Regions from separate parts of the Mus musculus genome. Here region 1 is linked to region 2. Evidence: chromatin loops called from intact Hi-C (ENCODE). Cell type or tissue: left cerebral cortex. All regions are shown on one strand. Links, peaks and the distances in the headings refer to the core of each region. The heading gives the core; the rest is flanking DNA. Region 1 has its middle 25 kb from the start of Gm32383. Region 2 has its middle 150 kb from the start of Gm32499.

Evidence for each region. Peaks named below come from ENCODE experiments on the same cell type or tissue, not always from the same donor. Only the 100,000 strongest peaks of a DNase experiment are listed, where the experiment ranks them.
Region 1: it touches region 2 in a loop (2.0-fold over the local background); 2 of 42 quality-filtered maps call a loop at or near these places.

The regions. Positions count from the first base shown.
Region 1 is chr15:31,657,865-31,663,244 of GRCm38, reverse strand. No RefSeq gene overlaps it. Among named protein-coding and RNA genes, the nearest start is that of Gm32383, 25 kb to the right of the region's middle. In left cerebral cortex, for the core only: no CTCF peak of the experiment used is centred there; a DNase peak (open chromatin) is centred at 2,189.
Region 2 is chr15:32,006,895-32,012,274 of GRCm38, reverse strand. No RefSeq gene overlaps it. Among named protein-coding and RNA genes, the nearest start is that of Gm32499, 150 kb to the left of the region's middle. In left cerebral cortex, for the core only: CTCF peaks have their summits at 2,063 and 2,265; no DNase peak of the experiment used is centred there.

The sequences.
Region 1 (5,380 bases), core at 174-5,173, 350 kb after region 2:
GTGCAGAATGCAACATTATTCAGTCTGAGAAAGGTAATCCTGTGCTGTGACACAAACCAGATGGACTTAAGGACATTATCTCAGGCACAGGAGTAGGAAGCCTGCTTAAAGCATCTGATTTAAGGTATGCAGAGCAAGGCAGGGCAAGTGGCTGCGGAGTTTCACACTCATGGGTGAAGGTGTCTAGGAGTCTGCTTATAGCAATGAGATACGCTCAACAGTACTGAAGCTCACTCAAAATAGCTACAGTGGTCAGAAACGGCCAGCATGGAACACACACAACCTCGCACAAACAAAACTTTAGAAACCGTACACAGTGCTCCAATGTCTTAGCACAAAAGCGAAGGAAAAGGTCTGTGGTGACCATATCTCACCAGAGAAGCCAGCACGACAGAACATAAAACAGTGCCTGCAGGTTGCCACTACCCTTAGAATCTCCAAGAACATAGATGCTAAGAGGCAGGAGGGAGGATGTCCACCTCTCTCAGTGTGGGCTATGATAATCCTAACCTATGTTCACAGAAAGCTAGCAGCGCTGCCTTTCCATCACCGCAGCCTCACAAAGCATCCCTAAAGAGCAGCATCCTGGAGAGGGCAGAAAGAGTTGTCCGACAACTATGAGCCTCAGAGACACTAGGGGCATCAGTGGGTGGGCACTTCATCTCCTCCCCACTCTTCCTGCTAAAAAAGCAACAATTTTTGGTGTTTTCTTTCAGATATTTTGCCTTGTTTGTTTTGTTGAGACAACGAGTTACTACTCTAGTTCTAGCTGCCCTGGAACTATGTAAACCAAGATGACCTGAAACTCACAGATCCACCTACCACTGCCTCCCAAGGGCTGGGACTAAAGGTGTGCATCACTCCACAGAGCTGTGAAGTTTTATTTTACTGAAGACTCAAAACAGAAGTTTCAAACTCAAAGGAATGGGGCATGGTAAAGATCAAATTGGTGCTGGAGTTGAGGAAGATGTCGGATCTTCCTGTTGACTCCAATTACTCCGGTACCTAGACAAACCCATTCTGCTAACCCTGGGCACTGCTTCTGGGCTGGGAGCTGATGCCCGTGTCTCTTCTCTTTGTATTTGGCATCTCTCCCCTGCTTTGCTGGACAGTGCAACTGCCTGGAGACCAGATGGGACTGGACAACTGCACTGGCTCATGCCGTCTCCCCAGATGTCCCTGGGCCACAGCGTCTACTAGTAGTTTGAGGAAAAAGAGACAAAGGTCTAATGAGGAATTATGTCATGGAGAGAGCAGTATTCAAATGCCAATCAGACACTAATGAGCATATAAACCACAGGAACTCATGCCTTATGAAGAAAAGCAGGGGCCCTGGGCTCCCTTCCAGGCCAAAGGCCACACAATGGAAAAGCTTTAGAGAGAGTCTTATGCCAGCCAGGGGCTCCTGATTCATGAAGTCCTCTGACTTCAATATACGTTTATTGAGCACCTGCTGTTTGCTGGTAGTAATGTAAAACACTTACACAGACACACACACACACACACACACAAAGAGAGAGACAGACAGAGACAGAGACAGAGACAGAGACAAAGAGAGGCCCAGCATCTCTACTGCTATAACAGATAAACAGTATTATCAAGAACACTATGGGGAGGGGGAGAGAGAAGAAGCTGGCAGTGAAAATATTTCCAAAAGAAAATGCCCACGAGGCGTGGTGGTACACGCCTTTGATCCCAGCACTCAGGAGGCAGAGGCAGGCAGATTTCTGAGTTGGAGGCCAGCCTGGTCTACAAAGTGAGTTCCAGGACAGCCAGGGCTACACAGAAAAACCCTGTCTCAAAAAACAAAAAACAAAAAAAAAAAAGAAAGAAAAAGAAAAAAGAAAATGCCCAAGATCGAGAGATGAGGATGGCAAAAGGGCTCATGTACCTGAGTGACAGAGAACACTGCAAACAGGAAGTTCTGTGTCAGACAGCAGAACTGAGGAACCATTATTTGATATGCAATTTTCTACTTAGCAGAGCAGGTACGCAGAATTCAATTTGGTGGTGATCTGTATTCTATTCGGTCTCACAATAGCATTCAAATGTAGGCAGGGAACAGGGAATTTATCTTCCTGCAAATTCACTCTCTGGGGGTAAACGTTGGCCCACCAGTGGGACTCAGCACTAGCTAGGTGGGCGGCAGAGCAGACAACAGAGAGAAATTACAGCCACAAATCGCCCCTCAGGAGCAGTGTGGGAGCTGCTGGCCTCTTCCCGCTCCGGTAATTGCAGAACCAAAACCACTGCCAGGAAAAAGGATAACTAACCTGCAAAAGAAGAAAATGCCTCTCCTGCTGCCCAAGAAACTGGCCTCGCTCTAAACTGGAGCAGTAAATCTTCTATGCTAACGCTATTGCTCAGCTAAAACATTTTCTCATTTCGCACATTTATCATTTCAAAAATTTGAAATGTGCTTTGTAGTCAAATTGCATATTTTACGCAGTATTTCTTTCTCTCCTCACCCCCTCCCTATAGTCATTAAGTAGATAATGTGTTTTACAATCAGTAACAGCTTAGAATCAAGGAAACCCAATAATTGATGTGATTTAAAATGTGTCTTCCATGAAATGAGACACAAAGCTGAGAGGGAGGCTAAGCTCTACTTCCCACACAGAGCCATGGAATCAAGTGTCTTCTGCTTACAGCCCATCAGCCGCCCAGTGGTGCCACTTACAGGGCCTCTGCGGGGAGAGAAGCCTTCCCATTAGGCCTGCTCTCTACTGCAGCCCATGCAAGGCAAGTCAACAGCCAAAAGCTGTTCCCAGACAGGAAGCAGCCAACCTCTGAGTCTTAGAGACACTCAAAAGCTAAGCCGTGGGGTGTGAAGACTCCCGAGTTCAACACCAGGTTCACTTGACCCCAATTCTAAGGCAGTGCAGTCCCCATGACGTCTGTTTCTGATGCAGTCAGTCAGATACCCACTGGAGGTGCAAAGGCCACTGATGGACAGGGCATCCCCTCTGGAGCTGTAGAAATTGCAAAAGAGGTGGAGTTTCATGAGTGCCCTTTGAGATGAAGCAAGTAGCTGAGCATGCCAGTCTCAGGAGATCATGTGATCATGGCCCAGTCCTTACATGTAGTTAACTGACTACCAATCACTCAGCACACAGTGGGGTTATACCAATCATTCAGCACACAGTAGGGTTATACCCATCCTCTGCTTCAGTCACCTTACCCTGCTTTTCAGTTTGAGCTCTCTTCTCTTGGGTCCCAAAGGGACTCACTAAAAAAAAAAAAAATGATCAGTAATGATAAGGTATACAAGTTTCTTTTTTTCATGGTCTTGATTCTAGGGCCAGAACAGCTTCCCTTCCTACCCGGGGTGGCATCTTCATGTGAAGCAGCTAAATGTACAGGATGGTTCCAAGAGCTTTGGAAAGTGCCAGCAACATCACTACCCCAGGCAGACAAGCTTGAAAAGGCCGGCTGGGGCTGAACTGAGTCTTGGTGAGCCCATTTAAGGAGCTGTTAATAGCCTGAGCAGGAACATGAACTGCCAGGAACATATCCGCCTCTCCATGGGCGCAGGTTGGAGCCAGGCATCTGTCAAAACACCTGCAGAAGCCGGCTCTGGAGGAGGGAAGGGAGCAGGGGAGAACTACAGCAAAGGGGACGTTGTTGGGAATTGCAGCTTTACTGAAAACAAAAAGGCTAAAGGAAAACAGAAGGCTAGTGCTTCAGCTAGAGTTAAAAATATGGTATTTCTCCACTACTTCTTTGAAGTAGAGAACCGGGAACTGAAGAACCCATGCTGGCATTTGTAAGCACTATTTTTTTTTAAGTTCTGTTATTGATCCAGTGCATTAAGTCTTCAGTAAAACAGATCAACATGGGCAAGCAGGTGTACAACCATTTATGCAAAGGATGGGACTCTGAACTGATGAGAGGGCAATGGCCAGGTCCAGAAGCCACCTGGATGCCAAGGGTTTCCGTCCACACAATGGAAATGATATAACATCAGACACCACCCACCAGCTAGGACAATTCCAGCTGGACTCTCACATGAGTGAGACAGCTGAGCTCTGAAACTGGGAACCACAAGCAACTCACAAGACCTAACCCCCAGGTTTCTTCCTGGGGCTTCCTGCCCCAAATTAGCTCCTCATTGCTCTGAAATCTCATCTATTGCTGTCCTGTGAGTTAGCATGTGGCGATCTTTAATGCTGTACTGCCTATTGTATTGTGATAAGTGCACAGGGTTCCTTTCATCACTGTACAGTGTGGGGTTTCATGAAGTTGCTCTCGTTCAAGTACATCACTGTCTCCATTGGGTTTCTGTTGCTGTGATAAAACACCATGACCAAATGCAACCCAGGGAGGAAAGGGTTTACTTCTTAACAGCTTATAGTTTATCATCCAGAGAAGTCGGAGCAGGAACTCACAGCAGGAACCTGGAGGCAGGAATTTATACAGAAGCCATAGAGGTACAGTGCTCATGGCTTCCTCAGCCAACCTTCTTATAGAACCCAGAACCACCACCCTAAAGATGGAGCCACCCACCATGACATGGGCCCTCCCACATCAATCGTCAGTCAAGAAAACGCACTGTGTAGCCTTTCCCATGGGCCAGTCTGGTGGGGCATTTTCTTAATTGATGTTCCCTCTTTCCAAATGACTCTTGTTTGTGTCGAGTTGACACAAAGCTACCCAGCACAATCATGTACTTTGGCCATACTCACCAGCACGCTAATTACTGTCTCTTCTTCCCCTTCCCATTAATTCCCATCCTGTCCCTACAAAATCTTCCTTCTGCTTGCATGCCAGTCATCTGGACGCTAGGCTCTGTATACGAGAGAAAAAAATGAAATTATCTTCCTACGTCTGGTTGATTTTGCTTTAACAGTGCTATCTCCAGATCTACCCCTTTTCCTGAAAATGGTACAATTCATTCTTTATGGTATGCTACTCCACTGCATATGCATATCACATTGTATTTATCCAGTCATTTGTTGATAAACAGCTGGTATAATATGTTGGCTAGGTCAACTGATTGACAACCTTAAGAGTCCTAAGCTTTCTGAGCCTCAATGGTTTAAAAAATGGGATAAAAATAATAATATCACTCCATGGGTGTCTAACAGTTAAATTTGTACGAGGGGCAGAAATGTCATCCTGGAATGTTGCAGTTCTTCAATACACTTTCAGACTCATTATTCATCTAAGGAACATAGGCTAAGAATGTCTAGGAACTGCAAGAGAGTGAATACATTTAACATCACTAGAAACCTGGAATAGTGAGTGAGAAGTGGACACGCATGGCAAATGAGATTTGATTGTGATTTGTTCTGTGTTCGCAGGAGGCGTTATGTCTCCGTGTTAAGAGTCTGGTCTCTGGAGCAGCTCTTCTTGCTATAGTGGGAAGAACAGGCTGAGG
Region 2 (5,380 bases), core at 256-5,255:
CACACACCCCTTTTAGAATTGAGCAGAAAAGTCACACAGCTCCCCCTGTTGGTTGGAGTAGAAAGTGTCACAAAATGTCTGGTGAGGAGGTAGTTGATTTCTAGTTTTTCCTTCCCACCGTTGGCATGTTAAAAGCCTTCCAAAATATTGTAGACATTTTCTCCTAATCTTTACCCACTATGAAATTTGAATCATGCCTTGAATTTGGACAGACTTTGGGCTAATGATTATCTGTTGAAATGCAGTGTGTATAGCTCTGCTCTAGGCAAAGAATCAGCACAATTTTCTTTACCCACCCCCACAAAGAACAAACAAATAAAACATTTACTCTTCTTTGGGTGGACCTTTGTCCTAACTGTGAAGTGCACGCTCCACTAGAAATTCAAATGGAAGATGTGCCCATCTCAGTCCAACAGGAAGGCAAGTCACACCAGATGGCTTGATGTGCCATCTCTGGAGTATGTACATGATCAAGAGGACAGAGAAGAATATTTAAATGCTCAGAGACTCATTTTGTGGGACTTTGTTACTACTGAGTATACCTTGAGTGGGAAGAGGAGGGGAAACTATCTGGAGCCTCAAGAGATGGAGGGGCCATGTGCCTAGAAGATTTTCAGTTGTCCAGACATGGCCACTTCCCAGAACAGAGAGCACACCTATAAAACTCACAATCACCCTCAAAGTAATATAATACTCAGTGAAAAGTAATGTTTCCAATAGTGTCCATGACCCTACACACACACACACACACACACACACACACACACACACACACACACATACACACACACACACACGGAAACAGACAGAGACAGAGAGGCAGAGACAGAGAGTGTAAGAAAGTGAGAACGAGAGAGAGAGAGAGAGAGAGAGAGAGAATATTAAGGATTGTGCATGTTCATGCCAGGCTCAGCCATTCAGGCTCTTAGCTTTCCTCCAGTCCAGAACATAATCCTCTCCAAAGCCCTGACTTAAAAGAAGAGCCACACTAGGAGCATATGAAACATCTTGCTTTCTGGACATACCCAAACACTTTCCCATGGCGCTATTTAGCTTGTGGTTCTTTCCTTTGCATTTCCAGTAACCTGGAGACTAGACCCAAAGTGCCATGTGAAGCCATGCAAAGAGGATTCCATGACAGGAGTGGGTGACACCCAGCCCTGTGTCCTGCATCACTAAAACCAAGAGCCCTATCCGCATCAGTGAAAGTACTGGCCATTTCCAGATGCATCCGTGCTCAAAAACAGCCTTGAGCTCAACAGGCGGTTTGGTTGGACAGTGCTGATTATCCCTGCGTCAGCCTGCCTACCTCACATCTAATGATTTTTAACGAATCTGAGACTTCCCAAATCAGTTCTGTCCTACCGTGAGGTGATGAACCAAGTTATGAGCAGCCAGCATGCTTTCCCTCCGAAATGAGATCATTTGGATTGTCATAATTACAATTCCTTCCTGGGAGACAAGGTTAGGCTCCATTTCCCTTTTTCCTAACTTCAGATAAGAACACTGAATTGCTGCTTCAGGAGGCATCAGTTCTGATTTTTTTTTTTCCTTTGTAACAGCATGACTGTTACAAACTTGGGGACTTTCCAGATGGTCAACTTGTAGAAACCAATTAAGACCGTTTTCCTGGATAACTTGTGATTTTGGACAAGAAGAACAACTACGAATGCAGCCCGATCCTATGCCGTTGTGTTGTTTCCTCTGTGATTCATCCTTGCTTTCTAGCACAAGCTCTGTCAGATTCATCTCAGCCTCTCCTTGCCTGAAAGACATCAGCAATCATCCCAATGGGTACTAATGGTACACACACACACACACACACACACACACACACACACACACACACACATACACACACACATACACAGGGCTAAAAGTATATGTGTTGTGTGTGTATATATTTACACACACATACACATTCCTTTAAAGGAGAAACATTAAAGACACTTTTAGACCTGACTGTGATTGCCTTCTAGGCAACATTTGGTACTTGTTAATATGTTTCCTTTCATGATACTCTTTATCTGGTGGCACCACACCATCTTTGCTTTCCTGCCTTGTAGTTCTTAGGTTCCCCTGGCACCTGCTTTTTTCTTGCTAGTCTCCTACCTACAGAAGTTCCAGTGCTCTGACTCTTCCCATCATCGCTGGATTCATTTCCACCCAAATATGAAACCCTACTCTATAACCGGCCTAACTTCTGAACACTGTCATGTCTGTGATGGTGACTTGCTTCCCTGTAGTCAGGCTCCCCCACTGGCCGCCCTCTTACACTGCATAAGGAAGTTGACTTGGAGCCCATTGTCTCACTCTGCACCCCATTTCAGGAGTTAGATATAATATCTCCTGGGCCTCCCCACAACATCTTTGCCTTTCCTCCATCATCTGGTCAAGGAACAATGGATGCAATACACTTGGATCCACCTTCTCCACACCATTTCAGCCCAGTTCCAGGGTAGGGCAAGCCTGTCTTGATTGGTCTATTCCAAAACCTCCTCTTTCATCCTCTCTCAGTCTCTGAGCTGTGGCCAGAATAGCCATTTAAACATAGAAAATAAACCTCAGCAGTCCTCTGATTAAAATTCAGCAACATCTTATCATTCTCACAGTCAAGTCCAGATTTGACCCACTGACCTTCAAGACAAATAACCTTTCATAAGCTCCCTCAGTCAAATTCAGTTTGAATAAAATTGTCTTTTTCTTTTCTTTCTTTCTTTTTTCTAGAGTTCTGAACAAACCCCAAGGCTTTTTCTTATGCAAAGCTGTTTTCTTTATCAGATGTCATGTTTGCCCTTTACCCCTAGTGCTTAGTTCATATGCATTCCTATGTCTTAATTACCACAACTGGGGTGTCTGGGAATTACTGCAGAGTCAGAAAAACCCTACACAACAAGAGTAGGGACTGATATGAGGCAGACTGCCAGTAAATGTCCAGTATCAATAGCTTATGAGTAACAAGATAGTCTGCAAACTGGGTTCATCCTTGAGATGAAGCACTCTATACTTGATAGAATCACATCTCGATTCTTCTGTGAGTAGAGCTTCTAGCATATAGCTTGTTTCCTTCCTTCCTTCCTTCCTTCCTTCCTTCCTTCCTTCCTTCCTTCCTTCCTTCCTTCCTCCTTGTACTTGACATTGAATCTGGGGCCTAACACAAGATAGGCTGGCACTCTATCCCACAAATGATATCTCTAGCCCAACACATGGTTTGTAGATGATAGAGTTATGTATAGATAAGTGACATGTAGTTCACTCTGAATGATGTAGTTGAACTCTAAGTCATTGCAAGCAGCTGCCTATTTTAATTAAGTGCTATAAATTATGCTTTTATCATATAGTCATACTAGTAACCTATTTAAAATATAGAGATGGTGTATCAATTTTGAATTGGTAAGCATTTAATTGTGACAAACTCCAAAATAAAGTGTAGGGTTTGTGTGTGTGTTTCAGTGTTGTTTCATTTTTTATTATTTCCTTTTATTTTTTTGATATTTTATTTCACATAAGATTGGCAGAGAATTGTTTTATTCTATCTGCTTGGTGAACAGGTACAGGAACTCTCCCTGGGATGCTGAGATTGCAGCCCACACAGTGGCATAGACAATGTGTTTCTGTACAGTGTGCATGATGGTCAGCAACTGACAGAAACCTCAGATGTGTCGACAATCTGAAACAAATGGATTTATGTTGGAAAGGAAGCCAGTGGATACTAGGGCACATACTGCTAAGTAGGAAAACTACCACAGTGTAATAATTGTTTAGCCAGAGGCCGAAATTGCTGCAAAAACTCTGGAGATAAAATGTTTGAATAATCAAAGGCATTAAAATTTTAACTCACTAGCTCTTGTTTTATTCATCCACAGATCTAATGATTCCTATAAAAACAAAAACCACCAGGCTTTTGCCATTTGGTGCCAAGTGGGTGACATAAAACAGAGATGAAAATCAGAGTAGGAAGATTTCCAGAGTCGATATCAAGCCATTTCTCTTAGAACATCTTAGTATCATGACACTTTGTACTGTCTGTAGTACTGTAGACAAGGACATCTCATGCCTAAATCATTTTTGTATGAGAATCTTTGATAGATGATCAAATCAGTGATGATTCTTGGAAAGAGAATCCAAACTTTTTTCTTCTGCTTTTGACCAAAGTTGGTAGCTGAGACCACCCTACTAGTCAGACAGGAACCCAGTCTGATAACTTCTACTAATGGTATCAAAGATGAGCACTGTCATGGCAACTGGAAGTCATGGTTGGTTCAGGTAATGTAAACAATATTTTTTTCAGAGATGAAGATAGACAGTTGAACTTAAAGTACCAGTTAAAACTACATTCAGTATCACCAAAAGCAGAAAGGGCTTATGGGAAAAACAAAGGCATAAATACAGACTATTATCTGGGAGTATGAGGCCACAGCATGTTGGGTTATGACATCTACATCTTTCTCTGTGGAAGGAAGTACCTATCAAGTATGTCAGGGCTGTCCCCAAAATGTCTGGATCAAAATGGTCAAGATACTGATAGATCACATAAAGGTATAAATTAAGTGATAGACGGCAACAGGTTGATAATGGTAGGTAGGTGATAGAGGATAGGTGATTGATAGATGATCTAGATATAAAATAAAGGATAGATGATAAATTATATATAATGATGGATAAATAGGCAACAAATAGAAAAAGATAGATGAAAATATATATATAAATTAGAGAGAAAAAGAGCAGGATAGATAGATAGATAGATAGATAGATAGATAGATAGATAGATAGAAAGATAGATAGGTGGAAGGACAGAACGACAGAGGCAGGCAGGCAGGCACAAACCTACTGGTTTAGCTCACTAGAAGGAGTCTTAGGGTACTCACAAAAATGAAGAATCATTTCTCTGAATCTGCCTCTTCTCCAAGAACATATTTTCATGTCAAAAAGATCATCTAACTTTTGACAGAGATTGACACAAACACAAAAAAGCCAATCGACCCAGTCCAACTGTGGCATTTTCCCTAAGCTTCCATGACCGGGGAGGCTTCTGTCTCTCTGGCAAGTGTTAACACGTGAGGACTTTTAAAAAGTCATCTCAACTTTGAAAGTCCCCGAGAAAAAAAAAATATAAGTTAATCTTGTCATTGGTAAAATCGCTAAAATGCCAACAAGTCACTGGGCAAAGTCGTGAAGAAACATTTACAAAAGGAAAACCAAACTTCATTATTAAGAGTGATGTGATTTAATGTAACTTGCCGTTGAGAAGCTCATGGCTTCTCTCCCATCATGTGGCTAGATGGGGCTCTTCTAGAAGGCAATTTGACAATATTGTCAACAGCCTCAAGCTTTTTTTATTTCACTGGCCATGAAATTCCAGGAATAATATTCTGTGTAT